2 separate regions of the Homo sapiens genome follow, and region 2 is linked to region 1. The links are chromatin loops, found by intact Hi-C in ENCODE. Cell type or tissue: HepG2. All regions are shown on one strand. Links, peaks and the distances in the headings refer to the core of each region. The heading gives the core; the rest is flanking DNA. Region 1 overlaps MYH10 (myosin heavy chain 10). Region 2 has its middle 14 kb from the start of MYH10.

Evidence for each region. Peaks named below come from ENCODE experiments on the same cell type or tissue, not always from the same donor. Only the 100,000 strongest peaks of a DNase experiment are listed, where the experiment ranks them.
Region 2: a loop joins it to region 1, with 2.4 times the contacts of the local background. A loop is called at or near these places in 9 of 110 quality-filtered maps.

The regions. Positions count from the first base shown.
Region 1 is chr17:8,567,157-8,578,887 of GRCh38, forward strand. It overlaps MYH10 (myosin heavy chain 10), which reads right to left. Exons shown (of 43, transcript NM_001256012.3): 5 at 10,080-10,182; 6 at 9,487-9,516; 7 at 2,564-2,656. Among named protein-coding and RNA genes, the nearest start is that of MYH10, 58 kb to the right of the region's middle. In HepG2, for the core only: CTCF peaks have their summits at 5,810 (motif pointing right) and 7,709 (motif pointing right); no DNase peak of the experiment used is centred there.
Region 2 is chr17:8,638,902-8,650,632 of GRCh38, forward strand. No RefSeq gene overlaps it. Among named protein-coding and RNA genes, the nearest start is that of MYH10, 14 kb to the left of the region's middle. In HepG2, for the core only: no CTCF peak of the experiment used is centred there; DNase peaks (open chromatin) are centred at 5,250 and 8,529; H3K4me3 peaks cover 475 bases.

The sequences.
Region 1 (11,731 bases), core at 1,478-9,477:
TTTCAGATTTAGTTGTGGCTCAGGCTCAATGGGGATGATCCAGGAGAGTGACGGAAAGTCTGAAGGAATGCAGTTTCCTCAGATCGTTTCTAAACCCACGAGTCAAGTCACAGGCATGCCTCCTACTGACACAGGCACATTTGTTAACCCACTTTGCACATAAAAAGCTAAATTAATTACTAAATGAACTTGGATTAAGTGAATCTTCAAATTTTATCTTCCTGGGAATAAACAATATTCCAAGAAAATACATCCCTATTTCTTACATAACTTGGAAAGCGTCTTGCACTGAAACTATCTCTGAAGGTGCTATGGGCTGAAATGCGTCCCTGCACAAATTCCTGTGTTGAAGTCCTAACCCCCAGGACCTCATGATGGAACTGTAATTAGGAAGAGGGTCTTTAAAGAAGTCATTACATTAAAAAAGGGTCATTAGGGTGCACCCTACTTCAATATAATTGGTGTCCTCATAAGAAGAGATTAGGACACAGACACACACAGAGGGAAGGCCACGTGAAGACATAGGGAGAATACAACCATCTATAAGCCAAAGAAAGAGTGCACAGTGAATCAGCAAGAGAACTAACATAACCAACTCCATTTTTGTTTAAGGGGCCTTTACCCATTCCTGCACATGGACAAGGATAATTTTAGAGCACTGAGATAATATGCAAAAACAGCAATCAGGTAGTTTTTAAAACTAACTCTGAGATTAAAGGAGAAGTGTGTGAACAACTATGTTTCGTTAAAGATTGATGAGAGCACTGTGACTTGACTAAGGACAAGGATATTCCCAACCTCCTTGGACCCTTGCCGGCGCCCAGATGTCTGTGGTCGTCAGTTACCTCTTCATCCCAACCCTCTCCCCTTCCCCCTGCCTTAACATAAAAACAGCCTAAAATGTGTTCTGACTTCAGAGGGTCCTCTGGGACGCTAGTCCACCATCATCTTCGTTTGCTGGCTCTCCAGATAAACCTGCTTTTCCTCCCACCAACTCTCGTCTCTCGTGGGTGGCTTTCAAGTGGCACGCAGCCGAACTTGGGTTCAGTTATGAGAGGCCTCAGAAGAAACCAATCCTGCCAACACCTTGCTTCAGACATCTAGCCTCCAGAATTGTGGAAAAGTACATTTCTATTGTTTATGCTGCTCCCAGTCTGTGGTACTTTTATATCGCAGCCCTAGTGAACTAATCCAGAGGGCTTTATGGTTGCCCTTGTGTTTGCTGGGTCCTCTGTGATCCTGAATCTGGTCGCTTCCACTAATCATAGCAACCACACCATCGGTAAATTAATGTGCAGACCATGATGTTATCTCAATTTTAAAAAGCGTGTCACGACGACACTAGATCCCCCAAATTATCCATCAATGAACTGCTAGAACTGAGGTCTCTTACTCTGGCGTTCTTGACTTTTACCAATACTTCAGAGCAGGGAGAAAAAAAAGGGAAGAATTAATTTGAACAACTTAAGTGGAAATAATTGAACAATGAAGTCCTTCTTCAATCTAACAGTGGAAGGGGTTTCTGAAACTTGATGACCATAATCCAGGGCAAAAGACTTACTGGAGGAATGTCCGTTGTGTTGAATATGGGTTTAGAGATGATTTGCTGTGACAGTGTTGAAGGTGAGCAGCTGGGGTGGAAAGGGGCAGTGTCTCTGACGTAACAGAGACCTGGCCATCACTTAGGATAACATTCTCAGGTGAACAGGTACAGCTAGTCAAACTGAGGAGGAAAGTAAAGCTTTCAAGTTGAATAGCTAAGGAGAATTTTTAGGCTGGGTGTGGTGGCTCATTCCTGTAATCCCAGTACTTTGGGAGGCTGAGGCTTCCAGCGATCCTCTTGCCTCAGCCTCCCAAAGTACTGGACAACATAGTGAGACCCTAGTCTCTAAAAAAAAAAAAGTTACTCTTTTAAATTAGCCTGGTGAAGTAACGTGAGCCTGTAGTCCCGGCTCCTTGGGAGACTGAGGAAGGAGGATGCCTTGAGACCAGGAGTTGGTGGCTGCAGTGAGCTATGACTGTGCCACTGCACTCCAGGCTGGGTGACAGAGCAAGACCCTGTCTCAAAAAAAAAAAAAAATTAAAGAGAAGTCATAGTAGTGACAAATTATTCCAAAGTCCAAATCCCACAGAAAATAGCAAGGTAGGAAAAGGTCAGTTTACCACATCTAATGCGTTGAATGTTTACTATGCATAGTGCCGGGCTAAGTGCTCAGCGTGCACACCATTTATTCTCTACTCCGATTCCACTGACAGGTGTTATTATCATGCCCAATCAAAGATAAATAAGCTCAGAGAGGTTAAATTACATATCCATAAAATAAGACAGAGTTATACATTTCTGTATGATAAAATGATGAAAGTTACTTACACATTACCTTTTTTCTTTTCAAATGTGACTACTAGAAAATTTAAAATTACATGTGAGCTTGTATTATGTCTACAGAACTACATCTATTAGCTTCTTAAAATCTAGGAAGAAAAGTAATTCATTTGCTTAATCACAGTAAACATTTAACTAGAAATCTAAGGAATTAAAAGCTTCTGGTGCTTTGAAACTTACAAAACGAGATGAGTTATCATTTTTCACAGTCTTCGCATTTCCAAATGATTCCAGAATTGGATTTGCTTGCAAAAGCTGCCGTTCAAGTTCCCCCTAAAAGACATTACACACACACAAATAAAAGCAGATGTACGTTAATCTAATGTCTTTACTCAAGTCATCAGGGGAAAAATTTCTAAAAAAGAAACTGCATCTTTTCCTCAGTTCTTTCATTCTGTCTGCCATCCAGCAACTTTTGTTGGCTTCTTAATCCTGGTTATGATAATGGACTCCACTAAAGGAAAAAATTAGCATCTATAAAGTGGTCACAAGGAGAAAAAAATGTCACGCTGAACAGAGAAGATCAACTTAAGCATGGGGCACGTAAATCAGGCAGAGAATTTTGAAAATAAAACAGACTGGCTTTCATGAAATGAAATTTAGCACGACACTTCAATTAAGAACATATTAATACTTGTTTATTTTAACTCTGCCTTATTTGAAAACTTTAAGGCAGTTAATTTAACAGTTACCACTGTATTGATGTAGCACTTTCCAGTTTTCCAAGGAGTTTCATATACTATCTCTATCATATAGACAGGGCAATGTCTTCACCTCCACTTTCAGAGGATGGTAAAGACGTTGATGCTGCTAACTTGCTCAGATTTAAAAGGCTAAGTAGAGAGGATTCGGTAAAATGTCTGCTTTAGTTGGTGTCTTTACTTATATGTAAATTAGGCTATAAAACAGATTTTACAAACAAAAGGTGGAAATATATTAATACGTACTTTAATCATGAAACACAATAGAAAGCTGTATGAGAAAGCATGATGCCATTTCTGGCCATGAAAAGCACCAGAAGTGATGCTGTGTTTCTGGAATGTAATTTCAGAATTATATTTTATGACTTAAATAAACCTGCTTTTTCCAAACATAAATCTTACCCCTATATTTTAAAATACCCACAGTATTTTAGACCTAAAGAAAAACTAAATAAAAGCTGCTAGGAAATGCGATACTCTAAGCAAAAAAGATGAATATAAAGAACCTCACATGAGGCTTTTAAATTAGTGGCATTTGGTATGTGATGCACTCCATCACCATCAAATTCAAAAAAAAGAACAAATATATGTCATCCGTACAGTTCTGTCACGCCGCCCTGGTGTGGACTGTCACTCAGCTGAAAGGGTGGGGAAGTGTTCCTCAGGCACATTACACAGGAAGGGGACCTGCTCTGCCTACATCCATTACAGCATGATCTGGACTATCCGCATGTTCATAGGTCTTAACTACAATCTACAACCGTGTTCAACTGAAGCCAGTCAGGAACCAGTCTTGTCAAGAACCTCAAGCTACGTGGATGTCATTACATGGCATCGGTTTATTTTCTTGGCATTAGACAGTTTCCTCCCTGTACAACAAATCTTCTGTTTTCCTCACTTCAAAACCCTTACCAGACTATTTTTCCTGTAAAGTTTTTGTTTTTTTTTTTTTGAGACGGAGACTCACTCTGTCGCCCAGGCTGGAGTGCAGTGGCGCGATCTCGGCTCACTGCAAACTCCGTCTCCTGGGTTCATGCCATTCTCCTGCCTCAGCCTCCCGAGTAGCTGGGACTACAGGCACCCGCCACCATGCCCGGCTAATTTTTTGTATTTTTAGTAGAGACGGGGTTTCACCATGTTAGCCAGGATGGTCTCGTGCTGTAAATTTTTCTAAACCATTACATGCTGCCAAACTGTCTTAAGCATGGTATCCTGAACAACTTTGATGACTGAGAGCCATTGTTAAAAATGCCAGTCAGGGGCCAGGCGCGGTGGCTTATGCCTGTAATCCCAAAACTTTGCGAGGCCAAGGCAGGCGGATCATGAAGTCAGGAGATCGAGACCATCCTGGCTAACACAGTGAAACCTGTCTCTACTAAAAATACAGAAAAATTAGCCGGGTGTGGTGGCGGGTGCCTGAGGCAGGAGAATCGCTTGAACCGAGGAGGCAGAGGTTGCAATGAGCAGAGATCGCACCACTGCACTCCAGCCTGGGAGAAAGAGCGAGAGACTCATCTCCAAAAAATAAAAAATAAAAATTAAAAATGTCAGTCATTATTCGGTGATAGACTGCCTTCCTCCACCCCCCCGGGGTCAGCAGTCAGTTCCATCAGCATTCCTATGACCAATATCTTGCAAAGCCCTTGGTATACTCACTTTGCATTAACTGTTTGGGTCTCTAAAAGCCTTTTTTTTTTTAAACCTAATTCAATCTATGTGATGAGAATGTGGAAACTTGGAAAAACACTGGCATTCTAGTAAGTGGGACATTACCTTAATACTAAATATCTACTGCTAGACTTTGGATTCCTTAAAATCACACACCATCCTACCAAATCATAAGAAAAAGACTTTGATAGTCCATCTTTAAAGAGTTTTCCTAACTTGGAGGTAAAACCAGTAATGCATATCTTACTTTAATATTACTTAGATATGGCTAAAAGGATTATTTGAGTCAAATTTTCTATTGGTTCTTTTCTTTTCCTCTCTGTGTGTGTGTGTGTGTGTGTGTGTGTGTGAGTGAGAGAGAGAGAGAGAGAGAGAGAGAGATCCACTGATTCTATTCTTCTTGTGTTGGCTTCAAGTAACCTGGTTGTATCCCCTGTGCCTAACTCGGTCAGTATCAGGTCAAAATGATGCTTGGCAAATGCTTTGCTGAATGAATGTATAATCAGAGGTTCCACGGGTGTCCAACTCTTTAAATGTGAGGACATTTTTTGCTTATCTGTGATGGTGGATATCATGAAAATTATGCACAAACCTTTTTTTCTTAAATAGCTCATCAGCTATCGTTAGTGTATTTTATGCATAGCTCAGGACAATTTTTCTTCTTCCAGTGTGGCCCAGGGAAGCCAAAAGGTTGGAACCCAGAATTCTAGAACTATTTGGGGAGGGGATGGTGGTGAGCCAAAGGCAGCAAGAAGATTTATGGGTCCTCAGAGTCACCATGGTAATGGTGGACTCAGGCACTCCTCCGTCCCTGTTGCTGGTCCCACTACATTGATAGTGTCATGGTATCACTCCTACTAATGGATTTGTGGACATTGGTGAGACTGAGTAACGATCTCAAAAACTCCCCAAATGAATCCCCAAAAACCTGGTACAAAGCCAATTATCATAACATATAGAAATTAACATGAGATAATTTCTGTGTTGAACAATTTCATAATTAGATAAATGGTGCTAACAGATCTCAACCAAATTATGAAGGCATTTGTAAACCATCAGGGGGCAGTGACTATTTACTTTTCCTCTAGAATTGGATGGGCAATGTCCCTTGTTTCTATTCTATAATGTTATTTTGGAATGTAGAAAACAAGCAGCCTTAGCTATTGAAATGATTTTTAAAGTTCTAAATATTTAGAGTTATATACTGCTTTCAAAGTTTACCAGTCATAGTGAAAATTACACTCCTGGGTTTATTACATAGTATATAATATACACTTGCTATATGATATAGCATGAGTTCGAAATGGTTAAAAATATATACCTCTTTCAAAAGTCCAGTTCAGCCCGCAAGGGGACTCAGGCTGAGATCCGGCTGTACCTTGCAGGCCTGGCAGGGCAGAGCTGCAGGAAGGTTAAAAGCAGGCAGCAGCAACCAACCACATGTTGAAAACCAGACTCTAATCTCAACTGGCAGGCTCTCTATCACCTTTCTGTCTTGGTTCAGCACAGTTTAAACCAGGTTGGAGAAAGATACAAAGTCATCCTGAAGATGACTGGAAACACAGGGAGACAAGTGGGCTGGCTTGAAGGTATCATTTGTAGGGGACGGTCAAGTTTAAGAACTTAATCGATTATTTTCAAATCTGCTCTGAAATTGCACTATGTTGAGGCTTTGTGAACTCTGTGCTAGACTTTGAGGGTCTCTAAGAGCAACCTCTCTTGAGGAAAGAGGGCACACAGAAGCTGTACTTGCAGTCGGCTGGTGGATACTAAGGGGATATAGCCAAATAAGACCTTTAATTTTGTTATAAAAAGTACACCAAAAGTTCATAGATAAATGTTTATTTCAAGTTAAGTATTGTCACTTTAATTTTGAAAACTGATTTGCTTATATTTGTTCATATTTTGAAAATGAAGATGAAATTTAAAAGGTAAACATAAAAGACTGACCACACCGCTCACTAGGATGGCTTTAATAAAAACACAGACAATGCCAAGTGCCAATGAGGATATGGAGAAACTGGAACTCTCACATGTTCCTGGTGGCAATGTCAAATGGTGCAGTCTCTTTAAAAATGTTTAACAGAATTACCGTATGACCCAGCAATTTTACCTCTAGGTAGCTACCTAAGAAAAATGAAAACATATGTTCTCACCATAACTTGTACATGAGTGTTCACAGCAGCATTAATTACAATGGCCAAAAAGTAGAAAAAAATCCATATCCATTCACTGATGAATGGATAAACAGAACGTGACACATATTTAATATTATGGAATATTATTTGGCCATAAAAAGGAATGAAGTACTTATATGTGCTAGAATCTGGATGAACCTTGAATATATTATGCTAAAAGAAAGAACCGTCAGGGAGGACCACATATTATATGATTCCATTCACACGAAATGTCTAGAATACGCAAATACATAGAGACAGAAAGTAGATTAGTGCTTGCCAGGGGCTGAGGGGAAATGGCAGGTGACTGCTAATGGGTATGGAGTTTCTTTTGGGGTGAGGAAAATGTTCTAAAATTGATTATGATAATAATTGCATAAAGTGAATATACTAAAAACACTAAATTGTACACTTCCAATGGGTACATTGAATGGTATGTGAATTATATCTCATTTAAATTGTTTCAAAAAAAGAATGAGTAGATAAACAAGCAAATATATAAAGGACTGACAAAATCAGGAGCCTAGAAATGCCCTCCCCTTTGGGTTTACAATTCATACTACCGTTTAGTGATAAAATGCTGGATGTACACTCATGGTTCCTCGGGATTCAACTTTTGCTTATAAAGTTCAATGTAAAATCACAAACCAGTGGTATCAAATCAACCAAAAGAAACTGTAACCTTGGAAAGTACAGACTTTTCACACTGTAACTATAACTTTAAGGCAATCATTCAAGTTGGGTGAAGAAGTCGCAGACAGGGACACCCAGCAGGGGGAGAAGTAACTTCTTGAATGGTACCCTTCCACGGTGTGACCATTCCGTACGGTGCTGTTAAGTATTTCACGTTCCTCAGTTGTGTTGGGGAAGAAAAATTGAGAACGAGTATTCTTCTAATATTTCTAAAAACATCAGCATAGCTACTGCTTAACTACGATTAAAATCAACTTGGGAAAAGCAGCACTGAAGATTGTGTGCACAGTGGACACATGCAGTACGACATGCAAATCGGCAATGACCGGGAAGCATGGCCCAAAGAAGCTGCTGCCTTCTTTGGGAGAACCTGCTTCCCAGGGATTGATTTGACTCAAAGTAAAATCTAGGTGGGGGTAGGCATGCTACTCACATACAACAGGGATCCACTCTGTAGTTTAAAATGACATCGAAACAAAATGTTAACAACAATGATTTATGTGTTCCACAGGGAATTTGGAAAACCTAAATCTGTGTATTAATTGCTTAACATTATTTCAATAGCGACACAAGTACAAATTAAAAGGACATTTAGCAAGTACCTCTAAAGCATAAAGAAAAACTGGTTTCTGGTCCAGATTTTCCTTCTTTAATTGGCAAAGAAGCTTTTAAATACCCTACAGGATAATGACTATTTCATTTACCCTCTTCATTTGTATCACTGGTCTATTCTGCAGCTAAAGGAGCAAAAGGACATCATAGGCCTTCATAGGTACAGTACAGCTTGGGTGGCTGGCAATCTCTTAAGAATCTTAAGTAAGGTATCTTAAAATCTCAGTGTCTATGACAATTCCTTAGATATTTATGATTATTTCTTTATATTAACAGATCATTTCCATAACTCGATATTATTGTTTCTTGCTTTATATCAGCTTTATATCATTATGTTTGTGGAAGACCAACCAAAACCATTCCCATGCTAGGGAAAGGATTAAATCCAAGTATAGATGTCCTACTCTATCCAAGGTATCTGGCTCAGGTCTGCCCTCCTTCTCCTCCCAGGTAGTGAGAAATGGAGGTCATGCTATGATTCTTGCTTTTTTCACTGCTATGGTCTGTGGAGCTAAAAGGCAGGCATCTGATAACTAGGAAGAATAACAGTCTTCCACTACTTGCCCAGCATTAAGAAAATTGTAATTGATTTTATTTTACTTATTTATAGAGATGAGGTCTTGCTCCGTTGCCCAGGCTGGAGCACAGTTGTGTGATCATAGCTCACTGCAGCCTCAAATACCTGGGCTCAGGCCTTCTGTCTCAGCCTCCCAAACAGCTGGGACTATAGGTGCATACCACTGTGCCCAGCTCTAATTTATTTTATATATTAAATATAATTGGGCCTTTGGTTTAAAACACATACAGGCATAAACTATGCCATGCCATAAAACTTTAACAGATCAGAAATTTGTTAGCTCTAAAGGTATAATTTTTAAAGGGGCAGCCCCAAATTCAAAATGTAGTGTAGGGCACAAAGCTAGGTTTCCATGTGTCTGATAAGTATTAAAATAATTCCACCTAGTAAATGACATATGAAACCATAATTTATAGGCTTCATAAACATGCAGTTCAATGTCATGATAAAAGGGCAAATAAATATTAAAATTTATTGAGAAAACAAATTTAAAGCAAAACGGCATGCGCTTCTCAAGAAAGAATAAGGCTCTAAGCAATAAATTTTCAAAATTAAAATTTTTTAATGACAGATTTCACTTAGAACTAGTGGCATTTGATTCTAGCAGAGACTCAATCTACAGACAGAAATTAGTGCAAACACTCAAGACTAAGAAGCATAAAGAAGAGCACTTGCCTGGTGTTTCACTGGTTTAGGCGATTCCTGCTGTTCATTACAAACAGACAAATGCAAATGTTAGCAAGTTTGAGTCTTTGCCTAGCAGTAAGCCATTTCCAAAGCACCAAGCCAATGTGCAGTTGAGAACTGTGGAAGCTGGGTTGGCTGGCGTTCTCTCAGGCTGTATTAACTACCACTTCTGCATGTCTAAAAATTAAGGAGAACTGACATTTCTATTCTTGCCCTTTTTCTGTCATCACTTCTTCCCATATCTCTACCCTCCCCTCAAGCTGCTGTGGGTAGTAGCAAGAGGCTACTGCAAGTTCAGAAAGAACTGCTGAACAATTCTCAGCAAATCTTTGCAAGAAATTAGGCATCAAGCCACAACCATAATTCCAGTTTGCCCTGTCAGAAAACCTCTTTAACAGCAATTTCCTTGTATCCTAGCCTCTGGGGTGGAAAAAAGCATTGCTGGGTAGGTGGCGGGGAGCAGGTGGAGACAAGGGAGCTGTCAGTTATAGCAGTGTGGAGAGTAGACTGGCTTCCTTATTTTTGTTTCTGAAATTATAAAAGAAGAAGAAGATTTAAAAAACAACAGAGCAGAAACTTACAGGAATATTATGGTCCTTTCTTCCTTTATGTGAAGAAGCAACATGGGCAAGGTACTGAATAACTTTCTTTGTATTTTCTGTCTTCCCAGCACCTGACTCACCCCTGAAAGAAAGAGTTAATATAGGCTGCTTTAACGAAAGCACAGCACATGCATTCCAAAATTACAACTGATAAAATTAAATTGTATTGGAACAATAATTAATAAAAATAAAAAGAATAAATAGAAAAAATAACTATCAGCAGTAGTTAGAAAAGAAAATCATCCTTGTAAGAGGTATTAAATAATAAACCCAAATAATTCTTTTTTTTCTTTGAGACAGAGTCTCACTCTGCTGCCCGGGCTGGAGTGCAGTGGCGCGATCTTGGCTCACTGCAACGTCTGTCTCCCGGCTTCAAGGAATTTTTGTGCCTCAGCCTCCTAAGTAGCTGGGATTACATGCACACACCACCATGCCCGGCTAATTCTTATATTTTTAGTAGAGATGGGGTTTCACCATGTTGGCCAGGCTGGTCTCGAACTCCTGGCCTCAAGTGATCTGCTCACCTTGGCCTTTTAAAGCACTGGGATTACGGGCCTGAGCCACTGTGCCCAGCCAACCCAAATATTTCTTGATAGATGCCAGTAAGAGGACACAGGAAAATGTTCACGACACTCTTTTTTCCCTTGGGGGTGGGGGGGTTCTACCAGAGAAGTGAAATTTATTAGAACATTCATGAAGAAAACTCCTCAGTACCATAAACATATCTGGCACTGCAAACAGAGAATCCCTAAAACAATTAAATTAATATGATTTAATCTGAAGCAGCTGAAAGAACTCTGAGATGCCTGCTGGTATTGATACTCATCTTCAAAGCCACTGAAAGCTTTCTCAGATCCCCCTCTCAGAGCAGGCTAGTGACGATTCACTTCCTGGTGCCAGTGTTGTGCCTCATAGGCTGGGTTCCTGATGGCAGGGGCTATAGCCTCATATATTTATTTATTTGTGTTTTGTTTCTTTCTTTCTTTCTTTTTTTTTTTTTTTTTGAGACAAAGTCTTGCTCTGTTGCCCAGGCTGGAGCACAGTGGCATGATCTCGGCTCATTACAACCTCTGCCTCCTGGGTTCAAACAATTCTCCTGCCTCAGCTTCCCAAGTAGCTAGGACCATAGGCACACGCCACCACGCCTGGCTAAGTTTTTGTATTTTTAGTAGAGACAGGGTCTAGCCATGTTGGCTAGGCTGGTCTCAAACCCCTGACCTCAAGTGATCCACCTGCCCAGCCTGTGTTTTGTTTCTTTTTAATCCTTGTAACTTTTTCCAGTGTTGACACATAGGCAGACGTAATTTGTTGTCAAAATGAGTAAATACTATGAATTTTGTTGTGAATGAGGACAAATGCCACCATTTTAAATGATTCATATTTACAAGCAAGGCTGGCACATTTCAAAAGTTTTCATTTCTACTCACTACTAGGCTTGAAATTCAGACAAGCTGCTACACACACAGCGAGACCTGAATTACGGCCTCTGCTCAAACACTGAAGCTCCCCTAAGACGTGATCAAAGCAAACCTAACTTTACAGTCAACAAAATTCTCAATTTGGATTATAAGAAAAATTTCAATATCTAATTAATTTTTCTTTAAAAAAAACACCCCAAACTCAAAAATGTT
Region 2 (11,731 bases), core at 2,190-10,189, 72 kb after region 1:
GCAGCAGATAGCCCAGCTCAGAGTGGATGGTGACTTGGACTAAGGAGGGGCCAACGGGTGGAAAGATATGGTCAGATTGCGGTGATTGCCACTGTCAGGATTAAGTGAGATATTTAAAGTGCCAAGCCAATGTGTGAAGATATTGAAGTGCCTACCATAGTGCATAAGGATATTTATAGTGCCTGGCACAATGCTTGACACATCGTAAGTTGATTCCCTTCCTCTTTCTTCTCATGGCCTCCCGGACTAAAAACAGTCCCTCCCCATATCCTGTACACACTTTCATTAAAACAGCTATTAAAAATCCTTACACTTTTTACCCTCTATCCCTGTATCCTCATTAAAAACCAGCACTGTCCAATAGAGATAGAATGTGAGCCACCAATCACGCTACATATATAATTTAAAATTTTCCAGTAGAGACATTTAAAAAGTAAAAAGACACCATTCACATTAATTTTAATCATATATAAGCAAATACATATAGAATGTTACATTTCAACATGTAATCAATGAAAACAATGATTATTAGGATAGTTCACTTTCTTTTTTTCATGCTAAGTATTCAAAATCTGATGTGTGTTTTAGGTTTACAGCACATGTCAATTCATACTAACCACATTGTAAGTGCTCAACAGCTACATGTGGCTGGTGGCTACCATATAGGACAACACAGTGCTAGACTGTAAACTCCTGGCAGGAAGGGCCAGCTTGTATCCCCAGGAACAACTTAGTGCTCGACACATAGTAGATGCTCAATAAATGTTTATTGGATAAAAAGATGACAGGATGGATGGATTAATGTATGGATAGGTGGATGGGAGAAAGGATGGATGGATGGATGGATGGATGGAAGGAAGGATGGATGAATGGATGGATGGCAGGATGAATGGCAGGATGAATGGATGAAGGAAAGAAGAATAAATGGATGGATGGATGGATGGATAGAAAGAAGGATGGATGGACAGCAGGATTGATGGCAGTATGGATGGATGAAGGAAAGAAGAATGAATGGATGGATGGACAGATGGATAGAAAGAAGGATGGATGGACAGCACGATTGATGGCAGTATGAATGGATAAAAGGAAAGAAGAATGGATGGATGATGGATGGATGGATGGAAAGAAGAAGAGCTGGATGGTAGGTTGACAGGATGGGTGGATGGGTGGATGGATGGATGAGGAGATCCCTTTCAGCTTTGGGGAAGAGATAGTGTTGTAGCTGAGTCTGAAAGATGAGCAGGATGACAACAGTTAAGGATGATGGGCTGCAAAAGGCAAGCATGGAAGGAACCAAAGCATGGCAAAGGCAAGGAAAAGTGATATCAGGAAATGGTGGGAAGTAATAGAGTTTGGTTAAAGTATGTAATGCCTGCTGCACAAAAGAAAGTGGGAAGTGATCCTGGAGATTCCTAAATCTGACACCAAACCCTATGTACAACAGGGAACTCCCAAGCTTCTAGCATTGTTTGCTTCAGTCAATATTTGAGGGACAGATGAAAAGAGAAATGAGAGGAAGAAGTAACGTAAAGGAGGAAATACTAACAAAAAGAAAGAAAAATGTTGACAAAGTGGTAAGAATTACTGGTTTTAGTGTTAGCAAATAACAAGTAATAGGAAAGCTTACCAGAGGACCCTTGCCATTATCCTTTCCATCCTGATGGAAAGAGGAACAGGTCACAGGAGGCGAATAGCTTGAGAAGCCTGAAGTCTGGTCAGTAGATCAGTGGTTAGAAAATAATATAGTGTTGTTGGTCTCAGAGTTTCTGCTGTTCCCTGATGGATCAGACCTGTAGGGAATGTGGTGCATTTGCTGGTACAGAGGGCCCAAGCTTGACATCAAGCCTGATTGTTGTCACATGACACAACATTGCTGCCACCTCCTTTTTAAGGAGCCAGGGCTGGTTTGCTTCCTTTCTGGTCAGTCCTACACATCGAGCATTAGAGGAAATCAAGATATTGCCCTGGGTTTGTTGAAAATAGATATTATTCTTCAGGCAAAAAAGTATGTGGGCATCTCATTGGAAGTTGTTTGCAAAATCCAAATCAGTTGTTTTCTTGAAAGATATTTTTATCAAAAGCTTTAAAACATCCTTTGTGATACTGGGAAAGTTCCTTAACCTCTCTGAGCTTCCATTTACTTGTCTGAAAAACAGGGATAACAATACTTACTTCAGGCTGGGCACGGTGTCTCACACCTGTTATCCCAGGACTTTGGGAGGCCAAAGTGGGAGGATCACTTGAGCCCAGAAGCCAAAGTGGGAGGATCACTTGAGCCCAGCCTGAGCAAAATAGGGACACCCTATCTCTACAAAAAATTTAAAAATTAGCCAGGTTTGGTGTTGGGTGCCTATAGCCCCAGCTATCTGGGGGGCTGAGGTGGGAGGATCGCTGGAGCCCAGGAGGTTGAGGCTGCAGTGAGCTATGATGCAGCCACTGTGCTCTAACCTGGGCAACAAAGCAAAACACTGTGTCAAAAGAAAGAAAGAAGAAAGAAAGTAAGAAAGAAAGAAAGAAAGAAAGAAAGAAAGAAAGAAAGAAAGAAAAGAAAGAGAGAAAGACCTACTTTATAAGGTTGCTGTAAGGTTAAATACAATAAACTAACACTTGTAAAGGTTTTAGCACAGTGGCATTTGTAAATATCTTATCACAAACTAGCAGTCAATAGTGTCACTCTTTATTATTGCTATTATATTTATCATCGTTATCATTACCATTTGGAAAGGACTTGTACATAGCCTTTGCCTTTCAAAGGAAGTGTGTAGTGCTCTTTTGTTATTTTCTATAGATGTATATTAATGAGTGTTGTTCCTTGCTTGGAGTTTTAAATGATACAGAAACAATACATAACTGCAGAGGAAATAATCTAAGCCTATCAAAGTTCTTATAAAAAGTAAAGAAAGAATGTAATATAGAAAGACTGCTAATTAGAAGTTGTACACCCAAATAGACCATACCAACAGCCCTTACACAGAAAGATCCACTCTGATAGACATGCAGATACCTGTACACGCTTAGCAGCATTTACTCTGCATATCTAAGCAAGATAAATTGGAAGGGATAAGGGATAATCATGATATTCATGATGTGCCTTGACTGCAGGCAGGTGGTAATCTGCTGCTGCAGGTAGGATGGATGGCATGGGGGGGTGATATGATCTGGCTGTGTCCCCACTAAAATCTCACCCTGAATTGTAGTAATCCCCATGCAAAAAGGGCGGGGCCAGGTGGAGATAATTGAATCATGGGGTTGGTTTCCCCCATACTGTTCTTGTGGTAGTGAATAAGTCTCACGAGATCTGATGGTTTTATAAATGGGAGTTTCCCTGCATAACCTCTCTTGCCTGCTACCATATAAGACGTGCCTTTGCTCCTCCTTTGCCTTCTGCCATGATTGTGAGGCCTCCCCAGCCATGTGGAACTGAGTCCATTAAACCTCTTTCCTTTATAAAGTACCCAGTCTTGGGTATGTCTTTATTAGCACATGAGAACAGACTAATACAGGGGGTAAACATCTGGACTCAGCAATCAATTAAATTGGCTCCACCACTTACAACTGTGTCCTTAGACAAGCCACATGACATCTCAAGACCTTAGTTTCCTCATCTGTTAAATGGCAATGATGATAGCACAGACTGAATGAGATTGTTTTAAGGATTAAATAAGACAATGCATGCAAAGACTTGGCCTACCATTGGGCTCTTAGGAGGCTATTCTTTTCTTTTCTTTCTTTCTTTTTTTTTTTTTTTTTAAAAACAGTCTCACTCTGTCACCCAGGCTGGAGTACAATGATGCAATCTCAGCTCACTGCAGCCTCGATCTCCTGGGCTCAGGTGATCTTCCCACCTCAGCCTCTTGGGTAGCTGGGACTAAAGGCATGCACCACCACACCTGGCTAATTTTTTGTATTTTTTTTTGTAGAAATGAGGTTGTGTCATGTTGCCCAGGCTGGTCTCGAGTTCCTGGGCTCAAACCATCCACTCACCTCACCCTCCCAAAGTGCTGGGATTACAGACATGAGCTATCACACCTGGCCATATCTAGCTATTCTTAAGTGCTCAAACTTGAATCTTATTAAGCGTCTGAATCTACTAATTTACAGAAAATACAGAGGACAGAAGACCATGTTAAACCATACCAGAGTAATGCAATCGACGAAATCCAGGATGTAGAAAGCGTCACAGAACAAACAGCCTGGCTTCTTCAACCAATAAATTGCAAGTAAAGGAAACAACAAAGAGATGGGCCAATGCTATAGATTAAAAGATACTTAAAAGATACATCAACCAATTGCAACGTGTGAAGCTTTTTTGGGAGCCTGATTCAAATAAACAAACAGTTTATGAAACAATGGAAAACAAGTAATTTATGAAACAATCGGAAATTTGAATGCAGACTGGATATTAGATGATATTAATAAAGTACTGTTAATTTTTAAATGTATGGTAATGCTATCGTCGTTATGTAAAAATAAAGAATCCTTTTCTTTTAGAGATGGGCACTATAAAATTACAGATGAAATAATATGGTGTCTGGGATTTGCTGTGAAATAGTATGGGAGAGAGTATAGAAAGAAGTTTGTTCATGAATTGTTGAAGTTGACTAATGAGTATACCGCTCTCTCTTTATTTTTGGATATATTGGAAATTCTCTATGAAAGAAACCTTAAAAATTACTTTGGTTGATATGATTTTTATTGGGAGTGCCAAATCCTAGTGGGGAAAAATGAGATCCTGGAGAAAATAAGAAATTGTTCAGCTTGAATGTTACAATCCTCATAATCTAGTGTCAACCCACCTTCTCAATTCACGCCTCGTCCTTCAACACAGATGTTTCTCCCAGTTATCACCTCCAGTTGGTCTTGTCATCTTCTTTGCTTCTTTCTGGCCATCTTCCCCGCTTTGTTTGTACTATTTCCTCCTGGAAGGCCCTTTCTCCGCAAATTCACCAGGCCTGGTCCTCCCCACCCATCAAGACTGAACCCCAGCTGGGCATGGTGACTCACGTCTGTAATCCCAGCACTTGAGCCCAGGGGTTCTGGACCAGCCTGGGCAACATGGCGAAACCCTGTCTCTACAGAAAAACAAAAAGCAAAAATTGATTGCACGTGGTGGCAGGTGCCTGCAGTCTCAGCTACTCAGGAGGCTGAGGTGGGAGGATCATTTGAACCCAGGAGGCAGAGGATGCAGTGAGCCAAGATCACGCTGCTGCATTCCAGCCTGGGTGACAGGGGGAGATTCATCACCATAACAACAACGGCAACAACAAAACTGAGCTCAAAGTTCACCTTCGCCCTGAAGCTTCTCTGAATACTTTAGCCAAAATTTTTTTGAATTCAATAGTAAATGTCGGCTCAATTCGTGATCCCGAATCTGCCTCAAGTACATGTGCAGTCTCATCTCTCCCCTCTCATAGATAATCCTGAAAACTGGATTAAACCCAGTTCCCTGAACATAACCCACGCTTTCTCGTTACTTAGATTTTGATCACAATACCTTCTCTGCCAGGGCCTCTCTGATGTCTCCATCTATTGAAATTCTATCCATTCTTGGAGGCTTATCTACCAAAAAGTCCTCCTCCACCAGGAAGTCTTTCTCTACCTCTACTCCCAACACACCTGCAGCCCAACTAAATGTGATCCTGTTCTTTTAATTTCTAAAATGGTATTAAAGTGTTGGTGGAAAACAGTCACTGAGCCCTTTTGTTTTGAATTGACCCATAATAATTGTATATATTTATGGGATACAGTGTGATGATTCCATGCATGTATACATTGCGTAATGATCAAATCATGGTATTTAACATATTCATCATCCCAAACATGTATCATTTCTCTGTGATGAGAACATTCAGAATCCTCTCTACTTATTTTGAAATATATACTATTTAATATGATATCATTTACCGTAGTCATCCTGCTGTGCTACAGAACTTATTCCTCCTATCTAACTGCAATTTTGTACTTGTTGACCAATCTTTCTCCATCATCCCGTCTCCGCTAACTTCCCTAGCCTCTGGTAACCACTATTCCACTCTGTACTTCTATAAGATCAGCTTTTTTCAGATTCCACAAATAAATGAGATTTACAGTATTGTCTTACTGTGCTTGCCTTATTTCATTTAATACCCAGTGACCACTTTGAGAATCTCATGGGAACTATGGACCTTCACTCTCCTTTCCATTTGCACATGTGTTTGCATGTGCAATGTTATAGTTGATTTTGGGGGGAAGGCTCATGAACCCAGGTTAAATTCCTGTCTTGTTCCCTTTCATATAACACTTACAATCTTTCTGGTGTTCACATTATTTGTAAATAAGATGTTTTCTTCTAGATGATGATGATGATGATTATTATTTTTTGAGACAGAGTCCTACTCTGTCGCCCAGGCTGGAGTGCAGTGGTGCGATCTCGGCTCACTGTAACCCCTACCTCCCAGGTTCAAGCGATTCTCCTGCCTCAGCCTCCCGAGTAGCTGGGATTACAGGCATGCACCACCATGCCCAGCTAATTTTTGCATTTTCAGTAGAGACGGGGTTTCACCATGTTGGTCAGGCTGATCTCGAACTCCTGACCTCAGGTGATCCGCCCACCTCGGCCTCCCAAAGTGCTGGGATTACAGGTGGGAGCCACCGCACCCATCCTTCTTCTGGATTATCTTAAAGTGAAAAGCATACTTTCCTAACGTTTGCATCCCCCATAGCACCTCACATAATGTTGCATGCATTTGAAGTTCTCAAAAAATGTTTGTTGCACAGTCAAATTCGACTCATTGGGTGATTGATTCATGTTAATAATTGTGTAATCAACCACTTGCTTTTTAAAACCTGCTCCTGGCTCATATTAGCTTTTCCAGTTTGTTTCTTTATATCTTTTCTTTTCTTTTTTTTTTGAGACGGAGTCTCAATTAATAACAAAACAAAAGTGCTCGGTGATTTTTTTCCACCAACACTAAAACATACTGTTTTCTAGATTAAAAGAACAGGATCACATTTGGATGGGCGGCAGGTGCGATGGGAGTCGAGGTAAAGAAAGACTTCCTGGTGGAGGAGGACTTTTTGGTGGATAAACATCCAAGAATGGACAGAATTTCCATAGGTGGAGGCATCAGAGAGGCCCTGGCAGAGAAAGTATTGTGATCAAAATCTAAGTAATGGGTAAGCATGGGGTATGTTCAAGGAATTGGGCTTGATCCAGTTTTCAGGATTATCCATGAGACGGACGAGATAAGGCTGCAAATGTACTAGAGGCAGATTTGGGATCACAAATTGAGCCGATATTTACTATTGAATTCAAAAAGATTTTGGCTAATGTGTTCGGAGAAGCTTCAGGGAGGAGGTGAACTTTGAGCTCAGTTTTGTTGTTGTTGTTGTTTTGGTGATGGGTCTCTGTCACCCAGGCTGCAGTGCAGTGGCACGTTCTCAGCTCACTGCAACCTCCACCTCCTGGGTTCAAGCGATTCTCCTGCCTCAGGCTCCTAGGTAGCTGAGACTACAGGAGTGCGCCATGGCACCTGGCTAATTTTTTGGTATTTTTAGTGGAGATGGGGTTTCACCATGTTGGCCAGACTGGTCTCAAACTCCTGACCTCAGGTGACCCACTCGCCTCTGCCCCCGAAGTGCTGGGATTACAGATGTCATCCACTGTGCCCAGCCATACATCTTTTCTACTAGGGAACAGAATCAAGGGGCCGTTTTCAGATTTGTGCAGCTGCTGAAAATCTTAGGGTAATTGTGAGGCATCGGTGGCAGAGGCTGGAACGCCACACTGGACTTTGCATTAGGCTCATCTAAGTCCTTGATATCCTCAGCACCCCAAGTTTCTTGACCCAATCGTGCAGCAAACATTAGACCTGCCAGGGCAAATGGCATCTTATAGGCACCTTGGGATAATTGCGGGCTCTCTCGACAATTTTCTACATGAGGGCAGATCTGGTGTCTTGGCAGAGCGTGTGGCCGCTTCCATCACTGGTCTCGGGGGTGTTACAAGGCCCCATCAGCCCAGAAACCCTTCCCCATGGTTTTACTGTGGCACTGCCCATCTATCTGCCGCAAACCTCCCGTCATCCAAGTGACTCTTTTGGCTTGAACCATAACAATGGAGAGTCACCATAAGATAGTATCTGTCACTTGGGAGTGTGTGATGGTTAATACTGGGTGTCAACTTGATTGGATTGAAGGATGCAATATTGATCCTGGGTGTGTCTGTGAGGGTGTTGCCAAAGGAGATTAACATTTGAGTCAGTGGGTTGGGGAAGGCAAACCCACCCTTACTCGGGTGGGCACCATCTAATCAGTCACCAGTAAATATAAAGCAGGGAGAAAAACGTGAGACAGTGAGACGGGCCTAGCCTCCCAGCCTACATCTTTCTCCCGTGCTGGATGCTTCCTGCCCTCGAACATGGGACTACAAGTTCTTCAGTTCTGGGACTCGGGCTGACTCTCCTTGCTCCTTAGCTTGCAGACGGCCTATTGTGGGAACTTGTGATCGTGTAAGTTAATGTTTAATAAACTAACAGGATGTATGTTAGTTCTGTCCCTCTAAGAGAGCCCTGTTCTGTTCTGACAGTTCTGTCCCTCTAGAACTGTGAGTTCTGTCCCCCTAAGAGAACCCTGACTAATACAGAGTGAGGGGATGGATTTGCTAGTCAAGTTAGCTAATTTCCTTGTTGGAAGGAGCCTGGCCACAGGTGTTTGGGAAGCCATCCTAAGTGGCTGTTGGGTGCACTGTGCTGGGAAGCCTTCCCTTTGGTTCTCGCCCAGCCTCAACTTTTGGGTGTGAGAAACACCACTGGGGAGCTCAAGAAAAGGCCCTCATTTCCCCACATTTTATGCCCTCAATTTTTTTTTTTTTTGAGACGGAGTCTCGCTCTGTCACCCAGGCTGGAGTGCAGTGGCATGATCTCAGCTCACTGCAAGCTCCGCCTTCCAGGTTCATGCCATTCTCCTGCCTCAGCCTCCCAAGTAGCTGGGACTAGAGGCATCTGCCACCATGCACTGCTATTTTTTTTTTTTTTTGTATTTTTAGTGGAGACGGGGTTCCACCGTGTTAACCAGGATGGTCTCTATCTCCTGACCTCGTGATCCACCCACCTCAGCCTTCCAAAGTGCTGGGATTACGTGAGCCACCGTGCCCGGCTGCCCCAAATTTTATAGTTAGTTGTGCAGAGTTTTTGGCACATCAGGACACAGTGATTCCTGCTCTCCCTTAAATGTGCTCATGAAATGAGATTTTCCGATTTCCTTCCATTTAACACATTGACGGTTGCGAGCCCACTAATAATAGCACTATTTTCCATCCCTGGTATATGAAAGTTGGCTGCAGGCTGGAGACACAGAGGCCCTGCCTAGGAACCCAGCCTTCTCAAAAGGGCAGCAGAGCTAGAGTGTGCCCTTCAGATGAGCCTGTGGAATCACAGAATCCAGACCTCTACAGATGGAAGAGGCCAAAGATGCCACCTAGACATCATTTCACGGATGAGGTACCAAGCTGGAGACTTGCACCAGATGACACAGCAAGTCAAGGCAGAGCTGGGACTCAGCCCTAAGCCGCGTGCCCGCTCCCCATCCACAGCTTTCTCTGTGTCCTCATTGCCAGTCGTGGCAATTTTATGGTGCACCTACCATGTGGGAAGCACTGTTTCACATGCTGGAAAAATAATACAGTGCATTTCAGTAAAGATCGCTAGAATTCAGAAGATGCTGGTGTGTTTCAGTGGGGGCTTGGGGAGTGATGGGAAAGAACCTGGGGGCATGGGACTTATGTTCAGTTCAGACAGAGTGTGGAGAGGAGAACATTGAGTGTCAGGATGATGGGGGAGCCAGACCTAGAAACTTTTGGGAGATTAAACAGAAAGCTGCCCACTCTTCCCCCAAAGTGTCTATTTACAAATCACAGAGACCTACTGTTAGCTTCTCTTCCCCACAACGCCTGACAGCCTATAAAAATGACAAAAACTCGGCTGGGCATGGTGGCTCATGCCTGTAATCCCAGCACTTTGGGAGGCTGAGGCAGGCAGATCACCTAAGGTCCGGAGTTCGAGACCGGCCTGACCAATACGGAGAAACCCTGTCTCTACTAAAAATACAAAATTAGCCGGGCCTGGTGGTGTGGCTGTAATCCCAGCTACTCAGGAGGCTGAGGCAGAAAAATCCCTTGAACCCAGGAGGCGGAGGTTATGGTGAGCCAAGATTGTGCCATTGCACTGCAGCCTGGGCAACAAGAGCAAAACTCCGTCTCAAAAAAAAAAAAAAAAAGCTGAAAACTTTTTCCATGTTTCCAACCAGAAGGCCAGAGGCTCTTGGCTGATGTTATAAAGCAAGGTAGTATCCAGATAGTGTCTACCGAGGTGGTTAAACAAAGATGCTTTGGAGATAGGCAGCCTGAATTCACATTCCAGCTCGTGACATTGAGCAAGCCACTTAAACTCTCTGGGTCTCTAGTGTCACGATGTACGTGAAGGAATCTCTGTACGTACAGTGGTTAACACGGTGCCTGGCCCACAGGTAATGCTTACAGTAAGTGGTAGTTGTTAACAGTTTTGGTACTTGCCTCGTCTGTCTCCCTAGACCTGGCTCTGGGGTCAACAGGAAGTTAGAGACAGATGAGTTCTCCCAGAACATACCTGGATCAAGACCTATTAAAAGTTTCTTTATCTCTCTTCATTGTCACATCTTTCATTTCAGGGAAAATTTGGAGGAGCTAAATTGGGAATGGAAAAGTTGCATCTGACAAAAGGTATGTGCAAACACATGTTTGCAAATGAGGTCAAGATTTCAAAATACCCCGTCTCTGACAGATGAGTCAAGCCCCACGCAGTGGTCTTACTATTTCCCACGTATGACGGCACATTCTCTCAGCGACCGATAGCATCGTCTGCCAGGAGTTATACTGGAGGGAGTTACTCATTGGAAAATGTGGCTGCATTGCCCAGATTGAGATCGCAAGTTGGACTTCCAGGGATTTCACCCAAAATAAGCTGAATTCCTCAGTTATAATTGTCCAAGGGATACAGCCAAAGAATCTGTATGCCAGACCAGCACTGGCTCCTGCTAGGGCAAGTGAGGGTGCAGACAGGGGATGGTTGTGGTTCTCAGCAGGGGTGTGAGGGACACTAGGTTTGTCTGACCCGCAGGCTTTTTCTACCAAGGACTGTCGCCAACTGGTCAATCTTTCATGCTTTGACTTAGTTATTTGCTCACTCCCTCAGCAACTATTTTTTGATCACCTAATAATAATAGCTTACACTTGCTTAGCATTATTATGTGCCAGGCAGGTGCTAAGCACCTTATATGTGGTAGCCCATGTCATCCTTCCAACAGCCCTATGAGACAGGTGTTTGTCTTAGTCAGTTAGGGCTACTACAGTAGAATTCCGAATACTTATTTCTTACAGTTTGTAAGTCTGGAAGTCCAGGATGAGGGTGCCAGCTTGGTCAGGTTCTGGTGAGGGCCCTCTTCCAGGTTGCAGACTGGCAACTTCTCTGTGGATCCTCACATGGCAGAAAGAGGGCAGGAGAGCTCTCTGGGGTCCCTTTTATAAAGGGACCAATCATTTACTGTCACATTGGAGGATCAGGGTTTCAACATGTGAACTTGGGGTGGGGGAACACATTCTGCCCCTTACAGTCTTATACGGCAGGGTCAAAAATGTTAGCTCAAACTATAACTGAGATGGGTAGACCAACGTGAATGTTTTACTTTGTCTATAACTCATCTGGCTTCTTCCTCAGCC